7 separate regions of the Homo sapiens genome follow, and all the other regions are linked to region 4. Evidence: chromatin loops called from intact Hi-C (ENCODE). Cell type or tissue: endothelial cell of umbilical vein. All regions are shown on one strand. Region 1 holds the start of LOC124902219 (a long non-coding RNA gene). Region 2 overlaps AOPEP (aminopeptidase O (putative)). Region 3 overlaps AOPEP (aminopeptidase O (putative)). Region 4 overlaps AOPEP (aminopeptidase O (putative)). Region 5 overlaps AOPEP (aminopeptidase O (putative)). Region 6 overlaps AOPEP (aminopeptidase O (putative)). Region 7 overlaps FANCC (FA complementation group C).

Region 1 (4,000 bases), 320 kb before region 4:
TTGCCTTCAGGACTTTTTTTGTCAGGTGGCAAGTTGGTTACTGTTCAGAGGATCTCAGTTACCCCATTACCACCTCTCCCAGGTGAAAATGTGCCCTGCCGCAAGTCAGGCTCTGGAACTTTCTTGAACTTCCTTTTTCTCTTCGAAAAGTCCTGTCCTCTTAGGGCTCTAATTTATTGGAAAAGTAATTCATTCCCAAATATTCATGGTTTCTAATATGTTAATATCACAGCCTTCTCAAATAACATATCTCTAAATCCACAATACTCAAAGTTAATGAAGAGAAGTTCAATCAGGTTGATGAGGAGGCTGGATTGTACACTCCCTTCTGCTAACACAAAAGGCCTTGGACACACCTGGGATCAAGTCAGAATGAACCTGGTTCTGGAAACACAAGCTTGCACAGTGTAGGGAGAGGCAGGTAGAAAAGGTGGCAGAGCTGTGTGTCTCTTCTGAGCCTCCCCTGGAGAATGAAATGGACCCAAATGTTATCTACCTCATCAGAAACAATTGGTAACTACAACCCAGTGTCTCCTGAGCTAAATTAGATTTTTGTACTACATGCTAAATGTAATGTGACGGGGAAAAAAGAAAGTTAGGTAGAAATCATGCTTTCCAAAGCTCTCTTTATTTAAATGGTCTGTTTTGGTCCAGGGACTGTATGATCTTTTTTTCTCTCTCTTTAAATTTATGAAAACTTTTTTTCTGATAGTGAAAGCAAAAATACTAGCTGTCTTCTGCTGAGTATACTCTGTGCCAGGCACATGCTAACTCCTTTACATTAACAGATGAGAAAATGGATGCCTAGAGCCAATAGCTGCCTCAAGATTGAACAGCTAATTAGTAGCTAAACCATGATCAGAACCCGAAGCCCATGTACTGGAGAGTGTTCCCCTAAAATCCATGTGCTTCCCAGAACCTCAGAATGTGACCTTATTTGGAAATAGGATCATCACAAATGTAAGTAAAATGAGGTTATACTGGAGGAGGGAGGGCCCCTAATCTGATATGCCTGGTGTCCTTAGAAGAGGAGAAGAGACAGACACACAAAAAGAATGTCACCTAATGATGGAGGGGGCAGTGATTGGAGTGAGGAGGAGGCTGGTAACACCAGGAGCTAAGAGAAAGGCGGAACAGGCCCTGTCAACAACTAGACTACAGGCTTGTAGCTTCCCCCACTGTGAAATACTACATTTCTCTTACAATCTGGCTGGCTTAAAAGTAAACAAAATGTATTGTTTCAGAGTTTTCCAGGCTGGAAATCTGGAGTTATTGTCTCAGTTGTTTCGTACTTTGTTAAAGCTCATGCAGCCTGCCATCTGAAACAATGCACCCTGCAAGGTGCTTAGTGTAGAAACTTTGGAAAACAGAGAATTCACTAAGTGCTCATGGTCCCACGTTCCAGAACCAGTCGCTGTAGAGTGTATATTTTCCAGTTTTCTTCACTTGCCTCTGAAGGCCATTCTGTCCACTTCTACCTTTTAAAAATAGTAGCAGTTCTCTTATGTATTTTCTTCTTTTGTTGTTTGATCAGCTGTACTCTTTATGGGATGTGCTTTCAAAAGAGTGAGAACCACTGTAAACTCCAGAATCCTGTTTTTCATCACCACCGCCACCATCCTCCTCCTCCTTCTCATCACCATCACCATCACCATCATCAACACCATCATCAGCTGGTTAGAATAGGTCCAGTTGAAATGAGAAGTGCCCCTACCCCAATCTTTGACTCAAAGCTTTGACACTAAAAACGGAACCACAGTCTCTGATGAGACTCCCCAGAAGATGGCAGTGTGGATCACAAAACCACACTATCCACTCAGTACCACTGAGCCCCAGCCCGTGGATCCTGGTGTAACCAGAAGGCCCCGGGCCTGCGGCCTTGGTAGCCAGGCCACCCGCTGCCCTGATGAGGCTGCTGGGAGTGAGTATTCCAGCTCTGCGTGGTCCTTTCGTCTTGTGAAAGAGAAAAACATTGAACTACAACTTTAAGCTCTTCATTTGAAGAAAGTTACAGTTCAGACACTGGAGATTTTTGTCACCAATATTTCAAGGTATCCACTCTAATGTCTATATTCTATCTCCTACTTATCTGAAGGGTTTAAGGCAGGCATCTCAGTATTGTGGATAAAAGAAGGAAGGGCTGAGAAAGAATTAAATGGAGAAAGTTCAGAAGGAGCAATGAAACAGAATACCAGGATCATTTATTTAATGCTTAATAGCTGTGGGATCCAGGGATACTCAATCCTCTGTTTTTTTCTTTCTTTTTTTTCCATGGGCATAATATCTGTTGCTGATTCTGCACTGTTTAACACAGCTCAAATGAGAAAATGACTATTAAAACTGTAAGATAGTATTTCTATCATTAAATATCCTTTGTATGATCTAGCAGGGATTCTTAAACATGATCAGAATCACCTAGATGGCTTATTAAACCATGGATTGCTGGGCTCTACCCCATCATTTCTGATTCAGTAGGTCTCAAGAGGGGCCAGAGAATTTGCAGCCCTAACAAATTTCCAGGTGATGCTGATGCTGCTGGTCCATGGAGGACACTTTGAGAACCACTGGGCTACAACAAATCTAAGAGAATGTGTTGCTTTCAAGCCCTTACTATAAGTCTCAGAACTTCCTAGGTGACTTTTTTTTTCCTCCCCCCAAGATGGAGTCTTGCTGTGTCACCCAGGCTGGAGTGCAGTGGTGCTCTCTCAGCTCACTGCAACCTCCGCCTCCTGGGTTCAAGCAATTCTCATGCCTCAGCCTCCGGAGTAGCTGGGATTACAGGCGCCCGCCACCATGCCTGGATAATTTTTGTATTTTTAGTAGAGATGGGGTTTCACCATGTTGGCCAGGCTGGGCGACTTGAGCTCCTGTCCTTGTGATCCGCTGGCCTTGGCCTCCCAAAGTGCTGGGATTACAGGCATGAGCCACCACGTCCGGCCCCTAGGTGACTTTTTAATGCAAAATTAAGGATAGCATTTCACAAAATTAGGAAATGCTGTTTGTGTATGTGTGAGTGTGTTCAGTGTCTAGATGTACCCAAAGGTAACCATCTTAGAGATCACACCATTTCCAGTGGGTGTGGAACTTGCACAAGTGCGTGTTTTCCACCTTATGGTGTCTACATACCCCACTCACTGCCATGAGAACCTGGTGGCTACTGAATTGACAGTCGGATCAATGTGACCCGACGGTTCCCTCAAAGACCAAAAGAAAAGCTTACAGACCACAGGACCTCCCTTGAGAATGTCACAAGAAGAGGTTGTGTTTGGTCACTGCTGGGCTTACAGCCCTTTACCTGGGTCCATTTTCCCTATAGGTTTATTTATTGCTTACTGTCCATCTTTCTCTCTACCCCCCACATGTAAAAATTTAATATGTCCCAAGAACAGTGGCTGGCAAAGGACAGGCATGCAGCAATTGTGTTGAATGAATAGATAAACGCTGGCAGTGCCCTTCTCTTCCCAAACACTTAAATGAGTTTGTGAAACGCATTTATGTGAGCCTGCTTAACACCTTCCAGAACAACTGTGAGGAAAGTTTCACATCGTTCCAGCAAAACCCACAGTCACCATTATAAACTATAAAACCCAGGTATTTGGAGAGGAGGCCCCAAATCCTTACTCACATCTTAAGCCAATCAAAATCCACGTAATTCAATCAAGAGTTAATCAACATCAATGAACACAGAATTATAGAACCAAAGAAGTTAGCGCTGGAAGGGGCTAAAAGATTCTGTAAGTCGCGGTACTCTCTGAATGAAGAAGCAGAAGGCCCCTCCTGACTATGTGGCTGTGGAGGAGCCCATGAAGAGTGAAGGGTGGGTGTCCCCTCCTAGGCTGGTGCTCCTGCTTAGCTTCTCTCCCGGACACCCTGAGACTGAGAAGCTCGCAGTGATGCCCTCCCACTAGCCCCATGTGGACATGATGCAAAGGGGAAGTGTGAGGACCAGCGGCCAGCTCCTGGCTCGCCCAGAGGCTCATCCCTATCACTCTGTTGACCT
Region 2 (4,000 bases), 49 kb after region 4:
TTATTTTCTTGAGAAGCATAGATCAGGAATGTTTTCCCTTTGGCCCCTTGTAATTGGTCTGGCAGGATCTGGGGTTGGGGAGGTGGACACAAGGATCCCACACATCTCTTGTGAAATACTTGGAAATTTTCAATTTGAGTGTTTATGATGCTTCCAACATATATAATAACATAAAATATTAATGTACACGTGGTTGTAAGAGATCCAGTTGACCAGAGGATTGCATGTTTCATCATTTAAATAATATGCTTTGTGTTAGATTGCATATAGTGTATGCTTTTAACAAGAGTTAGGGGAATAATAGCACGGGAACATTTGACACTTACAATCTGGAAACATGAGAATTATTTATGCCAGTAAATTATTTCAGATAGTATTTGCGAATGATGGTATGTGTCTGTTTTAGGTTCTGTGGTGCCACTTTTAGAAACTCCACAAGCAAACCATGGCTCAAAGTTTGTAGTAATCTTTTTGAACTGTAACTATTAGAATTTCCCAAAAATCTAATAAATATGCTTTTCTTTGTATAAAATGAGCTATATGAATATTTGCTGCTACTTGAATTTTCTTTCCAAAATTTGTTTATAGACATACTCCCTAAAGATGTTTGATAATCAGAAATAACTGATTCTGCTAGACAAATATGCACCAATTGATTGATTTTCTTTATTTTGAAGAAAATTTTTTTCCTCTTAATTATTTGGTGGCTTCCTTTGCTGGCAAATCCAATTTTATGCCCCACAAATAATGTGAACAGTAGAGACTTCTACTTGTAAGTTTCGGCAATTCTTTAAAATATGTTAAGTTTTTGCTTCAACATATAAAGGTTTTTCTTTTCTGAATTGTGTTTTCAGCAGCAATTCAAACCAATTGTATTTTTCCATTATACAAATTACTAATTTAGAATAAATATATTTCATTTCTGTCATGATATCCTAGTAGGCAGGCTCTTGGGCAGACACCTGATATGTGTATGTATTATTAAGTTGTCTACTTTTGTTTCTTAGAAATGTTTATCATTTAAAAAGTAACAGATGGAAGAAGACCATTTATTGAAGACTGTGGCCTGGCTAGTGTGTGGGCAGTAAGGGGTGACTGCACCTGGGTTCTGTGGCTCTGAACGTTTTCTGTTTCTTTTTGGATTATGAGGAGGGAGAACTCTTGGTTTTGTTTTGAGGAACTTCATTGATTATATCTTAATTTTGCCTTATTGGCAAAAAGCACCATGTGAAAATTTATGCAGCGTATAGATTTTCACTGTGTTTTATTTGGTTCAGAGCCGAGTCTGGAAGATGACTTAGTTTATAAGTTCTGTCTCGTGTCCTGTAGCCAAGCTTTCTGTCTCCTTTAATGAGGGCACTGTGTGATTAGAAGCTGTTTCCTCCCATTCCTGTGGACTGAAGGGGCAACCTGAGGGTCTGCTAAGGTGGTGGGTGTGTTTTCTGGGAAGAGTGAAAGGGGATTTGTCAGCCTTTGGGGGAACTTGATAAAAATGAAAGATATTTTATGTCAGTGGGATCACCTTTTTAATCCAAGGGGCAAAAGAAAACTGGTTTCTATTGTGCCCCTGCCCGAAGGCCGCCTGCATGTGACTTTCAAAGGACCCTGCTTGTGTTGAATTTCAGCCAGCAAGTCTCCAGCATACAGAATTTGAGATTTCCCCCACCCCCACCGTTTCTTCTGTTTTTGTTCCATGTAAACAGTTCCCTGCGTAGTAACATAGACAAATATAGCAGAGAATGCTTTTCTGGAAGAAGAATGCTCCCTAAGCATTTTTTAACCATTTTTGGGAAGAATTGATCTTTCTGTGTGTTTCAGACAGACTGGAGAGGGGGAGGCCGTGGCTGTAAATTGAAGTGACATCATATGTATTGCCCCCATTGATCCGCTTTTAGTCTCCAGCCAGGATAAAAGGAAATGGCATCAGGGAGGAAGCATGCTTCATTTAGGCACAGATCCCAGAGTGATAATGGGGTAATAATAGAACTCATGCCACTGTCAATCCGTGGCTGCATTAGTCCCAGGCTTATTCTCTGTCTGGGGAGCCGCACAGTGACTTTCTTCGTGTGAGGCTGCAGCGCACCAGCTGGGCCACGCCGGGAGGTGCCCTCCTTTGCTTTCGGAGGGGTGCAGGCAATGGGGCTTGGATGTTGCCATTTGCTGGTCTCTTGTCACAGGCCCTGCCTCTGCAAGGTCAGTCATGGGACATGTCCGTGGCATTTTCTGATGTAGGAGGTGAGCTGGCCTGTTCTGCATCATGCTAATGGAAGAAATGGTGGCGGAACCTCAGTTGCGTGGGTGGTCTTCTGGGAGCACAGAGTGAGTGATGCCCCCGTGACAGCAGTAAGAGGCTTCTGCAAGAGTCAGGGGTTTTTCTTAGTTGAGCTGCCTCTAGTTTAGGAGGGTGGGTTTGGAAAATTCATATTTTCTTTCCAGGAGCATGCATAAAAACTCTCCCAAACCATTCAAAGTCGTACAGCTTGCGTCGACTCTGAAGTTGGGAAAAACATGCAGTGGACTTTTTTCTTTGTACAGTTCTTAGTATTTAGCAACTATGAGATCTTCCATGTTTAGAGTAGAACACAGACTTCTAAAATCCTTAACAAGCAGCATTTGTACTTGACTGACCTCGTTTAGCATTTTATTTCTTGTACTCATTTCAGTAAGTTTCATAGTTCTGTGAAGTTCTCTTGCAAGTACCCACATCACTTTGGCACCTTGTAGTCCTATTTTGTGTAAATTTCCGAGGCAGATGCATTTTAAAAATAATGAGCTGGTCTCTGTATGGAAAAAATAACCCCATCATGAATTTCTTGTTTATGCAAAGGAAAGGACTTTTGCATTCCTGTCACTGTTGAACTGTGGGTGTGAGCACTGTTGGGCCCCCAGAAATAAAGGCAAGTTCTTTTTATACTGTCTGAAGGAGCTGCTTTCTTAGGTGGTGATGCTTGGAGGTAAGGTCCTTTATTTTTCACGATCACTCTGTGGTACGACCAAAGCCTTATCTCTCTCCCGCCAGTGCTGCTGTATTAAACACAGCTGGCCTTTCAGTCTTAAATTCAGCTGATCTTAAAATAAATAAATAAACGCAGCTGGCCTAGAAGTCATGTGAAGTTTGCTTTGATTTCCACGTGGGTGGAAGTGGAGTGGTCCACATAGCATGTCCCACTCCCCCTGTGCCCGCCCCGGGCTCCTCGTACCACCCGGTGCTGCCTTGAGCACATCTGCTGATACGTGGTCTCTTTCATTTGCTTTACAAACATTTTGGTTTATTACATGACCACTGCTTTTTCATTTGTAGGGTGGCTTTACGGGGAGCAAATGTTTATTTTACAAAGACAAATGTATGGAAGCTGTTTAACCACATTTTTGCTTCAATATGCTCTTTTTAAGGTCTATTATCTTATCCTTTAAAAATGTTGTAATGTGTACTTTGCGAATGAAAGATGCTTTATTAGTTTTATTGTCTGTGTCCCAAAATAACGTTTGTTCACTGATTTTTTTTCCCTACTTTTTTCAGAAACTACATTTCCCCCCATGAGTTAGAATAGTTACAACTAAAAGCCAGGTGGCCGCAGGTTGTTTACCAAGTGAGAGTCATTTCAAGTCTATTCAGAAGAATGGGACTCACAGAAACCTGGGAGCATGAAGCTGGCTCTGGCAGCACTGTGGTCGGGGGCCTTGTTTTAGGGGGAGCAGATACCTGAGGGGAGTGTCCATCCTTGCTTCTTACCTCTCTCAAATTAGAGTCAGTCAGTGTGCTCCCTCCCTTACTTCCATCTCGCGGTCTTAAGTCAGGGAGTTTAGCTTTAAATATTTTCATTGTGTAAAATTTGGAGAGGACAAAAGCTTCCATTGATCCTTTTGGTTCTGTTTCTGTGTAGAGTTGCTGAGCTTTCAGCTTAAAAGAAAACTCAGATATACAGGTATGAATGCAGGTATTTTTGTAGGTTCACATATAGGTAATTGTTTGATTTTAAACTGGAGCTGTATCTATTGG
Region 3 (4,000 bases), 270 kb before region 4:
TGTTTTGGTGTTTAGGATCTGGCACATCAAAGGAGAAATGGGTTGTTCTCTCCAGACCATGAAAATGGACATTTATACTAAATACAGAATATAAACTCAAGAGCATGACAGAAGACTATGTTTTATCAAATAACTTAACACTTTAAAAAGCAGCAGCATTACATTCTGGCAGTTGCTCTCTAGTGGCAGATAGCACAGATCTGTCTGTGTCCTATCTGCAGCAGTCTCTGTGCTGTCTGCAATCTTGGCCAAGTCAAGATCCTTCAGTGGTCATGTTTGAGCAAGTGGATGCCCAAGGACTTTGACAGTTAGTTTATAACAAATTTTTTTTTGTTTTGGAACATGGCATAACATCTTTTCTAATAAGAGAGTATTTCAGGTTCTGGAAATATCATGGTTACTGTATATGCTGTGTTTAATCATTTTCTTTCTCTTTTTTTTTTTTTTTTTTTGAGACAGTGTCTCACTCTGTTGCCCAGGCTGGAGTGCAGTGGCATGATCACAACTCATTGCAAGCTTAATCTCCCAGGCTCAAGCGATCCTCCTGCCTCAGCCTCCTGGGTGTCTGGGACTACAGGTGCGCACCACCATGCTCAGCTAATTTTTTGTATTTTCTTTAGAGATGACATTTTGCCGTGTTGCTCAGGCTGATCTTGAACCCTTGGGCTCCAGTGATCCACCTGCCTTGACCTTCAAAGTGCGGGGATTACAAGTGTGAGCCACTGCATCTGGCCTAGTCATTTTCTTATGATGGTTTTAGAAATTCCTATTTTTACACCACATGGCAAATTGTAATGTTATGTAGTATTTGCACCGTGTAACCAGCTCATGGCAAGCACTTTAAACATACCCTTAGGTTCCTTCTGTATTGGTGTAGTTCTGTATTTGTTCTCTAGGTTTACACTTTTTTCTTCAGCATATATACCTTAGCCTTTATAAGAAATGGAATCTTAAAGGAAAATAAACTGTTGAAACTTACCTTTAAAACTTCCTAATTCATTTCAATATGACCTACAAATTAAGTGTCAGTTGCCTGTTTAAATTTAAAAGATGATTGAGCTCCTGAAGATCTAAAGATATTTAAGCTATACCAAATGCATTTTCTTACCTTAATCCCAGGTGCTTTTCAATTTCCAGGAATTTGTTGAAATATTTTGTCTTGGCAAGGATGAACTGAATACATGTTCAGTTTACCACATAGAATCTGGTGCTGGGAGTATATTTTAAACCTTGATGAGGTGGATTCAAAACCATTTAGAGAGAAAGGGGCACCCATTTGCAGTGTGTAAAGTCTGGATCTTCCTCTGAATGGAGAAATGTGCGTTCTATATTTATTCCCACAAAGAACTAGAATATAAATATTGAGATCTGAATGCCTTTTATTTATTTATTTTTATTGATTGATTTATTTACTGGCCTTGGCAATCCTCTGAGTTTATACTTGAGCTTATTTTGCCTCTAGATACAGTGCTCCCCGCCGAGTTTATCTGCACAGCTGCAGCGCCGGGAACATGATCACCAAATAAATCCTAGGGTGGGGGAGCTTGTCTTGCTTTCTGGCTGAAGGAAGTGTAGTTGCCTAAGACAGGAACAGAGGGACCTCTTGCCCTTCCTACAGTTTTTCCTGTTATAGGAAGTATAATGTCCTACAGAGAAGGACAGAAAGATGGTTGGTGCAGTGTAGGAAGTGGGAGTTGTAAGGTCAGACAGAGGCCAGCAATTGGGGGAGGGATAAGGAAGCCTGCTTATACTTGGAGTTGCCAAGAAAAGGCCTGCTAATCACCCATATACAAGTTTTCAATAATGAGAATTTCCTCAATATACTTAACAGCAAGAGTCCTACACAGGAAGCCCTGCAGTAAGTGGCCAGAGAATTTGCCAGATGCAGCCATTTTTAGCATCACTGAACTCTACAGTGGATTTTAAATAGTACTGGTTGGGAGGAGACCAGAGTTAGATTAAGCCTTTTCTCAAAGTTTGGTCTCTGGACCAGCATATTAATATTGGAACTTGTTAGAAATGCAGATTCTTAGAGCCCAGTAGTCTGTGTTTGAACCACTGGCCCAGCCAATTCAACCTAATTGTAGTGGCAAAGTCAAAATATTGGGAAAGAATGAGTGAAAACTTCATTATATGTTAGAACATCTTCTGATGTTTATATAGGGATGGCAGGGAATGCTGTTTCAAGTTGAAGGACGGAAAAAACAGCTTCAGTTATAGATACCAGTAACATGCAACATTGTTCCTGTAGGTGGAGAATACCCCCATTTGTGGCTACAATTCACCCTGGTCTGGAATCTAAATTCTGCCAGATTATAATACAAGAGAGCTTTTCACTTTGCCTCTTTTTTCGTTTTAAATATTTATTCCTTGATTGTATTAATATTTATATATGCATTGACCAGTGAAATTTTGTTTTCATGGCTTTGTGATGGCAAGAGTTGGTTTAAGTAGCTCATTGGTTCAGAAACACTAGATACATAAAAATTATCTTGATATCCTGTGTAAAATGTAGATTATTGGCTGCTATCCTTGCATGTCCAAGAATCTGCATTTTTTCTTTTTTGAGACGGAGTCTCGCTCTGTCACCCAGGCTGGAGTGCAGTGGTGCGATCTCGGCTCACTGCAAGCTCTGCCTCCTGGGTTCACGCCATTCTCCTGCCTCAGCCTCGCAAGTAGCTGGGACTACAGGCACTCACCACCACGCCCGGCTAATTTTTTGTATTTTTAGTAGAGACAGGGTTTCACCGTGTTAGCCAGGATGGTCTCGATCTCCCGACCTCGTGATCCACCTGCCTTGGCCTCCCAAAGTGCTGGGATTACAGGTGTGAGCCACCGCGCCCGGCCAAGAATCTGCATTTTTAACAGGCACCACTCACACCAGCCCACCCCCAACCTGCAACGTTGTTTATTGGGCTTGTGGTTCTCAGACTACATTTTGAGAAACACTGTGCTAAATTTCCAAGGAGAGTGATTTTAAAGTAACAGCTTTATTGAGATATAATTCACATGCCACAAAATTCACTCTTTAAAAGAATATAATTTATTGATTTTTAGTATATTTACAGAATTGTGCAACCATCACCACTGTATAATTTTAGGATATTTCCATCATTCCTCAAGGAATCCCTGTACTGATTGGCAGTGACTCCTCATTCTCTCTTTATCCCAGTCCTTGGCAACTACTTTCTGTCCCTGTGGATTTGCCTATTCTGGACATTTCATGTAAATGTAATCATAGAATATGTGGCCCTTCGTATCTTCCTTCTTTCACGTCTCACGGTGTTCTCAAGGTTCGTCCAGGTTGTGGCATGTCGGTACTTCAGTACTTCATTCCTTTTTACAGCTGAATAATATTCCACTGTGTGGATGGACATTTTGTTGATCCATTCATCAGTTGATGGTCATTTGGTTGTTTTGCTGTGCGTATGTTTTTTAAAACAATATTAACTATATCTGGGCCTTTTCAAATCATCACTGGATAATTCTGTAGAGTGTCTTAGAGGGGATTCCTATAGGAAGTGGGGACTGGATTTAGAGTCCCTTCTGTTCATGGATTTGAGGAGTCTGTATCTGTAATTTCTTTGGGCTAGTGAAATACATTCTTCTAAGAGCTAGAGCAGCTACTTTTTCTTCATAGCAGAACATTTGATATTGAAAAAAATCTTTTTACATGACTTGTTTAAGGACTATATTTCAAAATAGTTTCTATTAAAAATAGTATTCTTTAGCATTTCTGGGGAGGAGGAACTCTTACTGAAAAAGCTGGTATTTTTGTCTGTATTTTCTTTTCTTTTCCAATCTCTTCATTTTTACTCTACCGAACCCTATAACCCAACTCTATTAATCTAGATCCTCTTTCCAGCACATAAATATTTATGGACAGTAATAAATTATATTAGTTCTAATAGAGTTTAAAATGTTTTGTGAATTTTTATCCCAGCATGACAAAAATCACTGGGTGGTCTGATACCACCTTCATCTTTAAATATTTAACCAA
Region 4 (4,000 bases):
GCGCGGGGGCGCGGGGCGGCCGGAGCCCGGGGAGGGGTGGCGGGGGCAAGGTGCGCGGGGGCGCGGGGCGGCCGGAGCCCGGGAGCGGGAGCACGCCGTTCGTGGGGAGAACAATACAATGCCGGCGCGGGCGGGAGGGCGACCTGCGGGAGGCGGCGCGGCCGCTATACCTTTAAGGCAGGCCCCGCCCCCGCTCGGTGCCCGCCCGCCCGCCCGCGCCGCCGCCCAGGCCCCGCGCCCGCCGCCCGCGCCGCGCCTGAGGTGATGCGGACCCCGGGCGGGCGCAGGGCGCGGGCTCCGGCGCCGCCGCTGCGTCCTCCCCGGCCGCGGGCGAGGTACGGGGCGGGCACGCCGAGTTAGCGGGCGCGGGGCAGGGAGGCCGGGGCCGCTCCCGCGGTAAACTTGACTGTGTCCTCTTCCCCCGCAGCCGCTGCAGAGGGAGCGTCGCGCCGGGGCGGAGTGCGGGCTTGCGCGGCAAGTGCGCGCCGAGGTGAGTGCGGGCGGCGCGGTCCCTGCGCCCCGGTGGCGCCGGCGCGAGACCGCGGCTGGCGAGAGGCCCTGGCTCTGCGCTGCGGCGCGCGGGTGCGGGGACTACCCGCCAGGCTCCGGCTCGGGCGCGGGGAGCGGCCGTGACGAAGGTCGCGGCCCCTGCGGTGAGGCGCCCGGCGAGTTCCGCGGGCGGGCGCGGGTGGCCTCCCGAGGTGCGGGGAAGACCAGGTCGCGAGGCCGGGGGTCTCTGCTTTCTCGCGCTGGGGGATGGCCGTCAGGACCCTGTCGCCTTCTTTGAAATGCTGTGGTTTTTGAACCTCAGGTCACGAAATGGATTGGAGTGAACCGGAGACCCCGAAAACGGAAGCGCAGGGAGAAGGAAGAGGTGTTTGAAAAGGTAGGGGTTCCCGAGACGGTACTCGGTGCAGGTCTTGGTAAATCCGCTTCTGCCCCGTGAGGACCTGGTCATGACAATAGAGTAGTGTTTAATTTAAAAAGTTTTTGTTATAATAAACCATAGATTTAATATATGGGGAAATTCTACAGAAATATTGGTCGATAAGGCTAATGATCATTTATATAGTCTCATTAGGAGAGAGTAGCCCATGAAATTTGTTTCATGCTCATTAAATACAGCAATCGGACTTAAGTGGGTTCCATTATTATTTTAGATCAGCAGTGTTTATTATCTCAGTGTTAAGGTACCTCTGAAAAATGAAAAGTGTTCCGAATAAATCGCCCACAGTATTAGGTTTCCATGCTGTACTTTCTCTCACCTAGACTTTAAATTGGAGTCATCTAAGAAATAGAGAGAGAAGAAGAAAGAAGTGGATTACTTTTAAAACACTAGGAGGAATTTTATTTACTGTAAAGCAGATGAGAAATTTGTTTGCCCAAGTTTAGAATTTCAGTATGTTACTTTGCAGAAGTTTGGACTGCCTGTCTTTTGATTTTGTATTAAAACTTGATTTGTCATTGTAATATCATGAAATAAGGTAAGTAGCCCGTTGTTTTCTAAGTGACTTGCGGAAAACTCGTAAAAGTGAATAATTTTTTGACAAATATTACAGCAGATAGGTTTTTTTGTTGCTTTTGCTTAATTACATTTCACTGTTTTTTGATTCTTGATACCAGCAAGGGATTAAAATAGCGGTGTGTTTTTCTGCTGCTAGAATGTATGATGAATCACTCTTGATTCTGAAGCCAAATTCTTGCTGATAGCATTGCTGCCAATTTCTGTGCTATGTTGCCTTAGTATGGGCATTGCAGCGTCCGAGAATGTGCACAAAGCACATCAGAATAAAGGTGATCCCAGAGCTGCAGAGTGCACGTCAGGATACCAGAGGGCAGCTTCTGAGAGAGCTGGAAAAGGAACCAGCCTGCGAATATAGTTGTTTGTAGCTGGACTTTCAGTGTGCATGAAAAGGGGGACCCCACCCCTTTTCTTTTTCCACAGAGGGTCATATATGTCACTTCAGTTGAAGAATAATAGAAAAAGTTGTGATTTGGAACAGACTTGAGTTTTCTGACCATACCTCAGCATGGTATGGTAAGTTGTGTTTAATGGTTTAGGTGTTTTTTTAAATGTTTGTGAGGTGATGAATGAGATCATAAAATACCCAAAGAAGGAAAAGAATTATGGCTTGCTTGGTATTTTTTAAAAAATGTGTCGTTGCTGTTAATTTTTTTTTTTTTTTTTTGAGACGGAGTCTTGCTCTGTCACCCAGGCTGGAGTGCAGTGGCGTGATCTCGGCTCATTGAAGCCTCGGCCTCCCAGGTTCAAGCTATTCTTCTGCCTCAGCCTCCCGAATAGCTGGAACTACAGGCACATGGCACCACACCCTGCTAATTTTTGTATTTTTAGTAGAGACGGGGTTTCACTGTGTTAGCCAGGATGGTCTCGATCTCCTGACTTCGTGATCTGCCCGCCTCGGTGTCCCAAAGTGCTGGGATTACAGGCGTGAGCCACTGCACCCTGCCAGCTGTTAATTTTTAAGCCAAAAATAAGATTACCAAAATGCACAATGTGCTGTAGAAAGGAAGGGGAAGCCATTATCTTTGTGGATTACTAGATGTTGTCACTACCAAAATCTAACCTAGAAGTAACCGTATTTGTGACACCCATGACCTGACTACTGGGTCTCCTGAGAATCGGGGTGGGGAGAAAGTGGGGGGGGGACTGATTATTTTACCTTGCAGGAGAATGAAGTTCTTTGCCCAACCGTTTCCTCTTGATACAAGCTCTTGCGTTAAAACTTAGGGGGAAGATTTGCCTCTCACTTTTTTTCTTGGAAAATGTGGGCAGCAATTTTAAAGAGAACATGAAAATGGAGTAGGTTGAAACCAACATTCAGAACTTCCTTTCATGGATTGAAACTTAAAGCTGAGGAGGTTTGAGGGTGGAGGTGAGGAAGGGCTAGAAGATAGCAAATTTCAGAGTCATATCAGAGAATATGAACTGTCAGTGTTTCCAATGTTTCTCTTGGCTCTGCACAGCACTTCCAAGCCCTTTTGCTCACTGTTTTGCTTCTGCCACACCTAGGAGAAGATTCAGAGCTTGCTGAGGCAAAACATGCGATATTTCCAAGGGCCTTCCCCCTATTCTGAAATAGAAATTGAGCTTTGTGATCATGTGTATTCATTCCAAGGTCTATGTGTTAACCTTTTGCTAGGATTTGAACCTGTTATTAGTAGGAGCCGACGCAGTTCACTTGCTGTTGAGTCTAATAAGTTATTTTTAAAAACGTTTGCCATGTCACAAGTAGAAGCAGATTATTCAATTTCTCTTTTTTCCTGCATCCACTATATTTTTCTTCTGTGTTAAAATAAAGCTATGGTATTTTCTGATTTTATTCATTTTGTATTAGTGTAAAATAAAATGAATCTTAGTCATTTCTGGTAGATGCCGCTTTGAAATGTAGCCATTGCTTTTGATTGTCTACTTTGTTTTCCTTGCCTCCGTTCATCCCCTCCACATTGCCCTTGCCTCCAGCCCCGAAGGGTCTGTCTACACCTGCAGGCTTCTCTCAGGATTCAGCCTAGATGAGTAAATTCGGTGAAGTCATCTGTACTAACTCTGCTGGGGGTCACAACCTTTTTCCTCCGATAGGAGGGGGCAGCTTTTTTCCTGCCGTGTGGAAAGCAGAACCTCTGACCTGCCCGGGAAAGGAAAACAGTGCTCTAGTGAGAGGACGGACTCTGACCACGGGCGCTGAGCAAGGAGCTACACGGTAGAACGGCATCTTCCAGGGATGTTTGTTTTCCCCTTAAAGAAAATCTCGAAGGTGCTGAGTAGTAGGCACAGTCTGATGTAACCTGAAATACTAGTTGAGTTTTTCAGTGAACTCACAAGGGGAAGCAAAACAAACTCACCCTGTGCTCAGCTGTGGGTTAAAATAACGAATAGTGAAATAAAGTAAATTGGGGACTGAGATGTACCATGCAGATAAAGTGATGTAAAGTGCTCTGCCGGCCTTTCCCCGCCTTCTGCTTCCAGTCATCCCACCCACCA
Region 5 (4,000 bases), 220 kb before region 4:
ATTCTGTCGCCCAGGCTGGAGTGCAGTGGCACGATCTCCGCTCACTGCAAGCTCTGCCTCCCAGGTTTACGCCATTCTCCTGCCTCAGCCTCCCGAGTAGCTGGGACTACAGGCACCCGCCACCACGCCTGGCTAATTTTTTGTATTTTTAGCAGAGACGGGGTTTCACCGTGTTAGCCAGGATGGTCTCTATCTCGTGATCTTGTGATCCGCCCGCCTTGGCCTCCCAAAGTGCTGGGATTATAGGCGTGAAAGTTTTATTTTTATAGAGTCTAATTTAGTATATCCCTGCTTCCTAGAAAAATAAAATACTCTGAGGGCTGGGTGCCATGGCTCACACCTGTAATCCCAGCACTTTGGGAGGCCGAGGCGGGCGGATCACGAGGTCAGGAGATCGAGACCATCCTGCCTAACACAGTGAAATGCCGTCTCTACTAAAAATACAAAAAAAATTAGCCGGGCGTGGTGGCAGGCGCGTGTAATCCCAGCTACTTGGGCTGAGGCAGGAGAATTGCTTGAACCCGGGAGGCGGAGGTTGCAGTGAGCCAAGATCGTGCCACTGCACTCCAGCCTGGGCGACAGAGTGAGACTCCGTCTCAAAAAAAAAAGAAACAAAAAAAGAAAAAGAAAATACTCTGCTTCTGTTTTTTGTGGGAAGCCTCAAGTAAATGAAGAAGACTGCCTAATGGAAGCTCCTTCCAGATGAAGGAGAAAAAGCATATGAACAAGTGAAAGGTGTTAAAAACTACATGTGCCCTTGCATAGGATCTGATTTCATTTTTTAGTGCAAAAGTAAGACTGTAGACATTACTTCATTCTGGGCAAAATGCTACTCTCTGGCCTGCCCAATAGACTAGCTCTCTGACATTCTCTTTCTTTTGACTTTGTGTGGGAAATTCCAGGAAAAAGCCAAGATCTGAGAGTCCAGACCCTCCTGTGTGCAACTGAAAGCCAACTTTTCAAATGAGCAGTACTATTTAGACTGCTCCCATAGTATGCAACCAGGAATTACGTATGAGGAAATGGTAAATTAAGAGGCATTTAGGAATGGTTATGATTAAGTATTTTCCTCACAAAGAAAGAATGCAAAGTAGAGAAAGCTCCTTGTTTCTAGAACTAGGGAAACTTTATTCCACGCCAGTACACATACATTCCTATGTTTTTAAGGGTAAACGTATTAATCTTTTCCCATTAGAAAGATGCCGGTGAGCCAGTAATTTCTAAATCTGTGTCAGTTAATTCTTTTGTTTTGTGATTTGTTGTTGACTAGTTCTTGCTTACCCTCCTGGCACTGCGCTTACTGTACACGACATATGTGAAAGTCATCATGGTTTCTTTCAGACATTGATGATTCTGGCAGGCATGTATATACCAGTTCTCATTGCTGTGGATTTTTGTCTTGGACTTGACATTCATGAATGTTCCATGTGAGTAAAGCACTCAAGTTTACCTGTGACCACCTGGAGCAGTATGATTTGGTGTCCAGTTAGCTGATCCAGCTTAAGGGGAACTGGGTCACCTGCATTGAAGGTCAGAGTGGCCGGTGAGACTTGAATAACAAGCCTGGTGGGGCATATTCCTTTAGGTATCCCGTTAGCCAACAAGGAAAACCTATAGAGGCGCTTGTGTTCAGCAGATGGCGCTCTTTTACCTAGTTCACAAGAATGATCTTGAAGGTCATTCTCTCTTGCCTCTCCTGTGCCTGAGGCGGTACCATGTTGCAGGCAAGGAAAACCGAAGCCTTGCTGGGTAGCATCAGTGCTTGCAAAGTGGTGGCCTGACCTGGCACATTGCCCTGGTTAGGCAATGCTGGTGCCCAGGGCGTCTTACTGTCTCGTTTGTTCTGGTGCCAGTTACAACCCTTGAGCAACTGCGGAGAAGAACTAACAAGAGACAGTCACGCTATGGGTATTCACGAGGGTGGCACTCACTTAGAAAACTGGAAGGTGTAGACGCGGCATCTGCAAAGTCCTGACAGAAAGCTAGTTTGCTGAAAGACCCAAGCAGTGGAGAAGGAGGCCAGGAGGGGAAGAGCAGCCAAAATGGGGAGCTCTCTCTCCTTTTCGTGAATGTATTATATTTATTGTACAGATGTATGTATATTATATATTTAAAATATATGATATATACATTCTCTATAGTATGTCTGTATACACTTATAAGTGTACATGTTTCTGAATATACATATTCCTGTAAACATTGTTAGGCATCTTTAATTTGTGATACAAAGATGTTCCAAAGTAATCATAACATATATAATAGTTTGGATAGGAATTGCTGAAATAAGGAATTGTGGTTAGAGAAAGAAACAATTTTGAGGTAGCAAAGTAGCAGGGGCTACTGAAGGATTGAGGAAAGAAAGATTATATGTTAAATAAAAGCACGTATCAATTTGATATTTCCGAATGCTTCATGCTGTTTGTCTAACCTATAGTGGAGAGGTTGAAAAAGTAAAATGGATGGTTTTCATAGGAAGAATTTAAGTGCCTGTTTTAATTTGCAGTGAAAACAATAACTCTTTAATATGAGAAGTTCCATGAGATGCTTAACTTGGCAGAGCTATGATCTAACTTAGCCTCTGCACAAGCAGAGTGGTTATGTGTGTGTGGTTATAGCTGTGCTTTTAATTATATTAAGTGAGTTTATCCAAGACTCACCTACTAATAGGACACTGACTTTTCATAAATTTCTTATTTAATTTACTATTGGTAGGCATGACTGATGTGTAAAAATGACTACCGTATCTTGATTTTTCTTCTCTTAAAATTTTTTATGAAAAATGATTATCTCAGCTAAGTTTCTCACAGGTTTAGTATAAAAAGTTCTCTCTCCTCTCATGAACTGACTACTCCTTCATGTTCTTCCTTTTTCCCTCTTCACTGAGAATTATTCTTCCTCCTGTGGAAAATAGAATCTTCAAAACTATTCACAGGACAGTTTTTAGAAGTCATTGAAAAAATAATTAAGATAACTGTTTTAACACTCTTTAGTTATGATACTTATTTTCAAAATTAAATTTTATTTATTTTTATTTTTATTTTGGAGATGGAGTTTCACTCTGTCGCCCAGGCTGGAGTACAGTGGTGCAATCTTGGCCCACTGCAACCTCTGCCTCTTGGGTTCAAGTGATTCTCCTGCTTCAGCCTCCTGAGTAGCTAGGATTACAGGTGCCCACCACCACGCCTGGCTAATTTTTGTATTTTTAGTAGAGTCAGGGTTTCACCCATGTTGGCCAGGCTGGTCTTGAACTCTGGACCTCAGGTGATCCTCTCGCCTTGGCCTCCCAAAGTGCTGGGATTACCGGCGTGAGTCACTGTGCCTGGCCCAGAACTATATTTTATTTTATTTTATTTTATTTTGAGACGGAGTTTAGCTCTTGTTGCCCAGGCTGAAGTGCAATGGCACGATCTCAGCACACTGCAAACTCCGCCTCCCGGGGTTCAAGTGATTCTCCAGCCTCAGCCTCCTGAGTAGCTGGGATTACAGGCATGTGCCACTATGCCCGGCTAATTTTGTAGTTTTAGTAGAGATGAGGTTTCCGCTATGTTGGCCAGGCTGGTCTCAAACTCCCGATCTCAGGTGATCCACCCGCCTCGGCCTCCCAAAGTGCTGGGATTATAGGCGTGAGCCACTGCGCCCGGCCCAAAAACTAAATTTTAAACTGCCTCTTGTGATTTGAAAATTGATCCATTTCAAGTTCTGTTATAGCTGCAAAAAGCACAGTCATCTAAGGAAAATTTCAGTCCTGTTGTGGAGATGAAAATGTCTATTTGGGTCTTGTAACAGCTGTTATTGTCAATACGTCATACGATACATGTATCTTACTAGTGAGACAACTGAAGTATGAGAGTTTTTCCCCCTAAATACAGTCCAATAGGAGAAAGTGATGTAGGGGCGTTAGAGAACTCTGGTCTCTTTCTGAGGAGGTCAGAAGTCCAGCTTTACAGAATCTGCCCAGAAAGAAGGGCAAGCTGGGTGGCGGCTTGTGCCTGAAGTTAAG
Region 6 (4,000 bases), 65 kb before region 4:
TATACAAAATTATTTAAAATAATGTATAAAATTACCTTCAGGCTATGTGTATAAAAGGTACTCAGTATCCTCGGGGCATTGGTTCCAGGACTGCCCCCATACCAAAATCTCAGGATGCATAGTCAGCCTTGTGGAACTGAGGAAACAGAAAGCTGGTCCTTTGTATCTGGGGGTTCTACATCCCTGGAGTACTATATTTTCAGTCTGAGGTTGGTTGAATCTGCAGCTGATTGAATCCAAGCATGGAGAACCTGAGGATTGGGAGGACCAACTATATATGAAACATAAATAAATTTGTATTTTGACTTGGGTCCCATCCCCAAGATATTTCATTTGTATGTAGATATTCCAAAATCCAAAAATATCGGAAGTCTGAAACACTTCTGGTTCCAAATATTTTGGATAAAGGATACTCAAGCTTTACACACATTTGCTGTGTGGCCTTGAGAGAGTTACTCAACCACACTTAGCTTTAGTCCCCTTAGCTGTAAAACAGGGATGATTAACACAATAGTTTCTACCTTATAGGTGGATGTGAGGAATAAATACAATGAATACATGCAATCCATTTAGAACATGTATGTTAAGTTGAATCACAGGCAATTGCTGTTTTGGTGGATCTAAAATGAATATTGTCAGGGCCAGGTGCGGTGGCTCATGCCTGTAATCTCAGCACTTTGAGAGGCCGAGGCGGGCAGATCACTTGAGGTCAGGAGTTCGAGATCAGCCTGGCCAACATGGTGAAACCCCATCTCCACTAAATATAAAAATTAGCCTGGCATGGTGGCATGCCTATAATCCTAGCTACTCAGAAGGCTGAGGCACGAGAATTTCTTGAACCTGAGAGGCAGAGGCTGAAGTGAGCTCAGACTGCACTCCAGCCTGGACAGCAAAGTGAGACTCCATCTCAATAAATAAATAAATAAATAATAAAATAAAATAAAATAGAATGAATATTGGCAATTTCCTACAGTTCAGGTAAATACTTAACACGTTTGATGCTATCATCTATGTCCTCTGGCACTTGGAAAAGGTTTGTCCAACAAGTGGCAGAGGGCACAGGGACACAGCCCCCACTGCCCCTCCTGGCTTATTCTGATTTCCTCAGCCTGGCTCGTCCCCTCATGTCCGCATGGCTCTGGAGCTGGGCCCTTCCCTTTCCCTGCTGCCACCCTTCCCTGGGGACCACACAAGGCATCTGCTCCTGTCTCTTGACCAACCAGAACATGGAAACACCTCCCTCCCTTCCTGACAAGTATAATTGGCTGGAATGTTCAACAAGTTAATTTTACTAATTAAGAGAATGTTAAAAAAAAAAGTGCAAGAATGCCTGGTTACAAATGTAGAGCACAGGCATAAAAGGAAAGAGTCTGAAAGTTCAACAGAGATGCTCAAGCAAATCGCTAGAGGTAAGAATTGAATGAGCAGCACTTCTAAGACTACCCTTCTGGAACCTACATCTAGTCCAGCCCCTCTGAAGGGCAACCCTTGGGTCCCCTCTGGCTCTTCTCTGTAAAGCTCCTCTGGCCTCTGTTCAAAATCTCACCACTGTCCAGAGTGGAAAAAAGTTCTTGCCTTTATGGCTTCCGAGAGTTCCTACCTGATCATTGGCCTGTGCCTCTCCTAAGGTCTCAACTGTATGTCTTAGAATTCCTGCCCTACACCCCTCTATCCCTCAGGCACGTGGGATTCCCCTACCCACTCCTGTCTGTCTAGTGTTTTTATTTGAACCACATACACTAACAAGCGACCTGTGAAGAGTGTTTCTACCTGTTCTTGATGGGAGGATGCTATACCTATGCCAGCATTTTCTGAAAAACTTTAGAGCTCTCAGCTAGCCAGAAATGGACTCTGCCCTTTCCTGTTTCAAAGGTCAGCTCCACCAGCCTGAGCTGCCCACTCAGTTTGTTTCCTGTTAGAGGGACACCCTCAGCTCTCAGCTCTTTTAAACAGCAAAGATGACAGACATGTCCTGAATAATTGAACTCAAATAACCTTCCCTCTTTATTTTTCCAGACCATTTCCTGGTTAGTCAGCACTCAGGTCTTTCTAAGGGGGAGAGAATTCTCCATAGACCCCTAATTACATATTTACAGTACTTGGTGTTTCATTTTTGCAATAACATCTAGTAGGGTCCTTTTTCTTTATATAGAAAAACATGAAAAAGCAAGACATTTCATAATCACTGGTTAGTTAACTTTGGTTAATTTTTTTCAAAGCACATAGTAAGAAAATTCAAGCAGTTTAGAAAAGTATAAAATTCCATTTACTACCACTGTAGTCCCTTACCCAAAGATAATTACTGCTACTGTTTTCTTGTGAATCTTGGGAAAGTAAATTTTGTAAGTATACATGCATACTTCCATATTGCTGCTCCGTGTAGCACTGATTCATTATAATGCTATTTGACTATAAAATATTTCGTACAAAATTATTCATGTACATATGCCAGTCCATAATAATTCACTCTTATTTTGCCCATCCTAAGGATATCTTATGCACTCAGCCAGTAGGAAGAATCACTATGTACATTACATGTTCAGCTAATGAGCGTTAGTTTCCCATTCAGAAAAACTCTCATCCAGTGAGTGCTTTCTCATGTAACGCCAAATTCACTTTGTTCCACAGAGTATTTGCTTACTTCCTGTGCCCCTTTTTCCTACCATTTAGTTTGTGTTTTGGCCAACAGTTTTGATCTAGAATGGATGACAAAAACTATATGGGTATTCTGCTGGACCTGCCACAAAGACACGAAAGAAGAACATCCTGCTAGATGTTACAAATCTGCTTTACAGGAGTTCTTGCCCCTTTCAAGTCAATGGTTGAGGACAGAAGGAATAAGAAACAGGGACTGTACTATTCAACATTGTACTGGAGGTTATAGCCAGGGCAGTTAGGCAAAAAAGTGAACTACAAGGCATCCAGATTGGAAAGGAAGAAGTAAAACTGTCTCCATTTGTAGACATAATCTTATGTGGAGTAAATCCTAAGTAATCCTCCAAAAAAATAATTAGAGCTAATAAACAAGTTCAGTAAAGTTTCGAGATATAGGATCAACATACAAAAGTTAGCTGTATTTCCATACACTAGCTAAGAATAATCTGAAAGTTAAATTAGGAAAAATTCATTTACATCGCTTGAACCCGGGAGGCAGAGGTTGCAGTGAGTTGAGGTTGTGCCATTGCACTCCAGCCTAGGGGACACAGTGAGAGTCTGTCTCAAAAAAAAAAAAAAAAAAAAAAATCATTTACAGTAGCATCAAAGATAATAAGGTACTGATTCAAAACGGATCAAAAACCCAAATATAAAAGCTAAAATTATACAACAAACAGAAAAAATGTAGATGTAAATCTTCATGATCTTGCATTAGGCAATAGTTTCTTACATACTAGACACTGAAAGCATAAGCAACTGAAGGGAAAAAGAATCAGTAAATTGGACTGCATCAAAATTAAAAACTTTTGTGCGACAGAGGACTCCATCAAGAAAATAAAAAGACAACCTACAGAATGGGAGGTAATATTTGCAAATCATATATCTGTTAAGGGACTTGTATTCAGAATATATAAAGAACACTTACAACTCAACAATAAAGACAAATGACCCAATTAAAAAATGGTCAGTCTGGACCGGGCATGGTGGCTCACGCCTGTAATCCCAGCACTTTGGGAGGCTGAGGTGGGCAGATCACTTAAGGTCAGGAGTTCAAGACCAGCCTGGCCAACATGGTGAAACCCCGTCTCTACTGAAAACACAAAAATTATCCAGGTGTGGTGACATGCACCTGTAATCCCAGCTACTCAGGAGGCTGAGGCAGGAGAATTGCTTGAATCTGGGAGATGGAGGTTGCAGTGAGCTGAGATCGTGCCCCTGCACTCCAGCCTAGGCGACAGAGTGGGACTCCATCTCAAATAAAAAAAAAAAAGAAAAAAGAAAAAAAAAGGATCAATCTGGCTGGGCACAGTGGCTCATGCCTGTAATCCCAGCACTTTGGGACGCT
Region 7 (4,000 bases), 120 kb after region 4:
ACTCCATGGTTAGTACTCCCACTAACTTAGTACTCCATGGTTAAAACTCCCACTAACTGCCAGCCACATCTCAGCTTCATGGCTGTGAGCTCCTCGTCTCTTGCCGTCTGTAAATCTAATGCATTTCCCAAGAAGTACTCATATTTTCAAAATAAAAATGTAATGTGTTGTAAGAGAACATGCATGGTGTATTTTGCCTTTCAGAAGAGTTCTGTTAAGAATGACTTTTATTTTTCTTGGCTTTCTTTAGCTTTAAAGTCTTTTAAAAATATTGGTCAGCCCTCACATGGTGAAGGGAGTATATTGCTACCCTTTATTCTGAGCTGAGAAAAATCCTACATGAATATTTCATGATATTAATGCCTAACTCAATTCTGTGTTTCTATTATTAGAATCTTAAAAGGCTAAAGAAAATAAAGTTATCTTAATTCTTAGGCACTGGCCTTTAAATTTACACTGATTTTTGAGTTTTTACCTCTAATTACCAAAAAGCTCAGAGGAACAGGAGGGAATCAGAAACTCTAATTTCCCCATGATACAGCCAGAGACTACCACAACATTTTCTGATTCATGCTTGGAAATGGAACCTTTTTTACATCAATTACTAGAAGAAACAGTGTAACGTTTACCTGAACATCTCATCAACAACCCGGAATATGGCAGGGTGGCAGGCTGCTTGAGGCTGTAAAAGGAGAAGACCATGAGAATGTGAAATATCACAAGCACTTTCTCAGAAACTTGCTATTATCAGCCAAAGGAGTTACTGGGAACTGCTGATGTCCAGAAAACTGGCATACTCCTTTTGGTTAGAAGAACGAACCACTGCTGTACTGAAAACGCCCCACATACAAGTGCATACGGTGGTCTCCCTGGGCAGGGGTTACAGGCAGCTTATTCCTCTGTATACTCCTGTATGTCCCACATTTTCTATAAAAGCTCAGGCGATCCATAATACAGAATCAGTAAGTATTAGAGAAACTTTAAACATCCCTCTGCCCGCATGCCGTGGAGCCTGCCTGTACTGCCAGTTCTACTGAAGTGTGCCTGTGTGACCTCCTCAAATGGCTAGATGTGCCTCGAGGTCAGGCCCGTGCCTGCAGCCTGTTTATTCGGTAATGGGTACATAACAATTTAGAATTATTATTGGCAAACCAGTGACCACTACCACGCTGGACTAAATCACATCACATCTTAATGCACTTAACAGCTTGCGTTAAGATGAAAAGGGGGTTCATGAAGAAGAATAAAAGTTATCTAATTTCTCCTTGAATATTTCGGTGATGGGTTCTGATTATTTGAGTCTGCAGAAGCTGGCCTCCGGTAGCCCTGGGAGCTGGGGGGAGCTTCACTGGCCCAGTCCCTGGTTCCCTATCTTTTTGGCCAGAGCTCAAAGTATGAGATGATGCCAGATGAAAATGCCCATTTGTGTTCCAAAACAGATCCTTTATAGCAGGGTCCGTAACTTTCTCGGCACCAGGTACCGGTTTCTTGGAAGGCAATGTTTCCACAGACCGGGAGGGGGAGATGGTTTTGGGATGAAACGGTTGCTCCTCAGATCATCAGAGGACAACCCGATTCCAGGCATGCGCAGTCAGGATGGGGCTCTGGTTCCGTGGGAAGCGAAGCGCGGGGCTCTGACAGGGGCAGGTGCGGGCGGGAAGGCTAGGGGCTCCTCTCCGCTGTGCGCCCAGGGGGCGGGGACCCCTGCTTCACAGCAGCATTCACATGTTAGTGGATCAGGCGCTATTGGAAATTCAAGTCAGAGTGCATTTGATATGACTAGCTTTGGGAAACACTGTTCACAGGCCCCCGTCGGCAAGAAAAAAGGAGGCGCTCTGCTCCGGCCGTGCCCTGGATCACACTGAGGCAGGACCGCGCCTCCTCGCGGCCTCCCCGATGACATTGAGCCCGCGCCATCTAGCGTCCACTGGTCAGCACTGCTGGACCCGCCGGGCTCCAGGCAGGAGCTCTGCCACTTTTTCAGGACAGGATAAATCTCCTTTTAATTATTTCAAGATTTCTAATTTGCAAGTTAAAATGTCCTACTCTTTAAATAATCTATGCTCCCTCATCCTTCACTGATGTGCATTTTTATCTAAAAGGAACCAACTTGATATTCTTACAGATAAATTCATTATCTATGCAAGAAAATAATTTGGCAGGACCACCGTTCAAGAGAGGAGAGGCAGGTTATTTCGTGGCTTCGAACTTAGGCATGTCAGTTAATCTCCTGATGCCCAGTCTCACTGTAAATAATAAAAGTTATTAAGAGGTCACCGGATATAAGCACGGAAAATATAAAAGTTTCTATGTATTCATAATGAAAAAATAAAACAAGGGAAAAGCAACCGTATGTCTTGAAGAAATGTGATTCATCTAAGTTTGCCAGAGCAATTTTCAAAGTTTGTACAACAACATGCCTATTGAATAAGAGTGTTTAAGATCAAATAGCACTGTTATGTGCCCACAGGCAGACAGATAAGAGCTTGGAAATGCGTTGATAGAAAGTAAGATGAAACTTGAAAATGGTAAAATTAAATTTCTTTTTTCTAAATGGTCAAACTATCCCAGAGCCATTCTATAGGTTTGATGCTAGTAGAGAATCATTCAATACTAATTATAGGGATTTCCAAACAGCAAAGAAAATGATGATCAGATGTAGATTAGGGCTACTATGAAAACCACTGGGGGAGCAAGGAAGACAGCTCTTACTCAGTTTGTTAGAAGAGAGTGAGAGCTTAGATCTGCTCCTCTTCTGTGCGCTGTTTTCTAGCAAAATCGCTCAATCCAATGTTTTAAATGCCTGCTGGCTGTGTGGAATCTGCTTGTTCTTCCCCATACAGATGGACTCTCCTCTTAGATTTCTTTCTTTCCAAATATTTCAGACCCTTGGCTACTCTCAGCCTGCTTCCACAACCCATTTTAGCTTTTAAAACAGGTAAGAGGCCAGGAGGCAGGGGAACCTGCAGAAACAGCAACGGCAGAGATTTTGATTTGAAAACCAGTCTCCTTTTTTTTTTTTTTGAGACAGGGTCTCATTCTGTTGCCAGGCTGGAGTGCAGTGGTGATCTTGGCTCACTGCAACCTCCAACTCCTGGGTTCAAAAGATTCTCCTGCCTTAGCCTCCTGAGTAGCTGGGATTACAGGCACGTGCCACCACACCTGGCTAATTTTTGTATTTTTAGTAGAGATGGGGTTTCACCGTGTTGGCCAGGATGGTCTCGATCTCCTGACCTCACTGAAAAAAAAGAAAACCAGTCTCCCTTGCTACCCCTACAGCTGTGAACTGCTCCTTCTCATCTGCACCCCTCACCGATGGCTTTTAAAATGACACTCTTTATACTTTTTGAGCACATAATTTCAGGGTCAGTGAGTCCCCTCATGAGGACTAGAGTACTACAGGTCAGGCATATGTCCCAGCGACATCAAATCACAAAAGCAATCTTAAGCTGCTTTTCTTATCAAGATAATCTTCCAAATAGAATTAAGGTTTTAATACACGCTTCTTTGGAAGCCGTATCTTCCCCCCTAAATCTCTGTAGCATCTTCATGAGTGATGACGCAGGCATCTAACCTCTGATCCTGTTTTATTTGTAAGGTGGGGCACTCCGGTAACACACCAGAGGTCACGCTGCAAGCCAGGGCTCTGAAGCCCCATGACTGCGGCCATTATCTTTTCTATAAAAGCGGGGAAATAAAATAAACCTTTTGTGGTTTCCATCTGTTTGTTTTTCTCCATCCTACCAAAATCTGTTCCTTCTCAAGCTCTCTCTTCTCCATCTGGCCTAACAATTTCCACAGGCAGATCATTTCAACTCGAGGGGAGCTATGTCAGCAGGAGGTCTTCAATAACATGAGTCTTGTCCTTCCCTCCTTATCTCCCCCCTCAGGCTTTTCACTGAATGCCCAGGATGACTAGGGAGCGAAGATGGAGAGCTCTGGGTTCTGCCCTCCCTCTTGTATAGACCCGATTGTTCTGCTGGGTGTGCATCCCCTTGGG

What was found. Peaks named below come from ENCODE experiments on the same cell type or tissue, not always from the same donor. Only the 100,000 strongest peaks of a DNase experiment are listed, where the experiment ranks them.
Region 1: it touches region 4 in a loop (3-fold over the local background); 12 of 110 quality-filtered maps call a loop at or near these places.
Region 2: it touches region 4 in a loop (3-fold over the local background); 31 of 110 quality-filtered maps call a loop at or near these places.
Region 3: a loop joins it to region 4, with 2.3 times the contacts of the local background. A loop is called at or near these places in 4 of 110 quality-filtered maps.
Region 5: it touches region 4 in a loop (6-fold over the local background); 60 of 110 quality-filtered maps call a loop at or near these places.
Region 6: it touches region 4 in a loop (2.6-fold over the local background); 33 of 110 quality-filtered maps call a loop at or near these places.
Region 7: a loop joins it to region 4, with 5 times the contacts of the local background. A loop is called at or near these places in 14 of 110 quality-filtered maps.

Annotation. Positions count from the first base shown.
Region 1 is chr9:94,679,834-94,683,833 of GRCh38, forward strand. It overlaps LOC124902219 (a long non-coding RNA gene), which reads left to right and starts at 1,861. Exons shown (of 2, transcript XR_007061675.1): 1 at 1,861-2,051. In endothelial cell of umbilical vein, a CTCF peak has its summit at 1,778 (motif pointing right); a DNase peak (open chromatin) is centred at 1,798.
Region 2 is chr9:95,054,214-95,058,213 of GRCh38, forward strand. All of the region lies in intron 13 of AOPEP (aminopeptidase O (putative)), which reads left to right. Among named protein-coding and RNA genes, the nearest start is that of MIR6081, 9.1 kb to the right of the region's middle. In endothelial cell of umbilical vein, no CTCF peak of the experiment used is centred here; DNase peaks (open chromatin) are centred at 1,528 and 1,658; H3K27ac peaks cover 1,107 bases.
Region 3 is chr9:94,732,673-94,736,672 of GRCh38, forward strand. The region is part of intron 1 of AOPEP (aminopeptidase O (putative)); the gene reads left to right. Among named protein-coding and RNA genes, the nearest start is that of AOPEP, 8.0 kb to the left of the region's middle. In endothelial cell of umbilical vein, no CTCF peak of the experiment used is centred here; a DNase peak (open chromatin) is centred at 1,659.
Region 4 is chr9:95,004,731-95,008,730 of GRCh38, forward strand. It overlaps AOPEP (aminopeptidase O (putative)), which reads left to right. Exons shown (of 17, transcript NM_001193329.3): 12 at 428-490; 13 at 812-886. Among named protein-coding and RNA genes, the nearest start is that of MIR6081, 59 kb to the right of the region's middle. RefSeq lists silencers at 1-30, 41-230, 321-610. In endothelial cell of umbilical vein, no CTCF peak of the experiment used is centred here; DNase peaks (open chromatin) are centred at 1,721, 2,921 and 3,601; H3K4me3 peaks cover 2,917 bases; H3K27ac peaks cover 2,847 bases.
Region 5 is chr9:94,781,592-94,785,591 of GRCh38, forward strand. All of the region lies in intron 3 of AOPEP (aminopeptidase O (putative)), which reads left to right. Among named protein-coding and RNA genes, the nearest start is that of MIR2278, 26 kb to the right of the region's middle. In endothelial cell of umbilical vein, a CTCF peak has its summit at 1,622 (motif pointing right); a DNase peak (open chromatin) is centred at 1,630.
Region 6 is chr9:94,939,685-94,943,684 of GRCh38, forward strand. All of the region lies in intron 7 of AOPEP (aminopeptidase O (putative)), which reads left to right. All of the region lies in intron 1 of AOPEP-AS1 (AOPEP antisense RNA 1), which reads right to left. Among named protein-coding and RNA genes, the nearest start is that of AOPEP-AS1, 3.9 kb to the right of the region's middle. In endothelial cell of umbilical vein, no CTCF peak of the experiment used is centred here; a DNase peak (open chromatin) is centred at 1,967; H3K27ac peaks cover 1,435 bases.
Region 7 is chr9:95,125,900-95,129,899 of GRCh38, forward strand. FANCC (FA complementation group C) reads right to left here. Exons shown (of 15, transcript NM_000136.3): 9 at 630-682. It also overlaps a transcript of AOPEP not described here. Among named protein-coding and RNA genes, the nearest start is that of MIR3074, 42 kb to the left of the region's middle. In endothelial cell of umbilical vein, a CTCF peak has its summit at 1,918 (motif pointing left); a DNase peak (open chromatin) is centred at 1,882; H3K4me3 peaks cover 299 bases.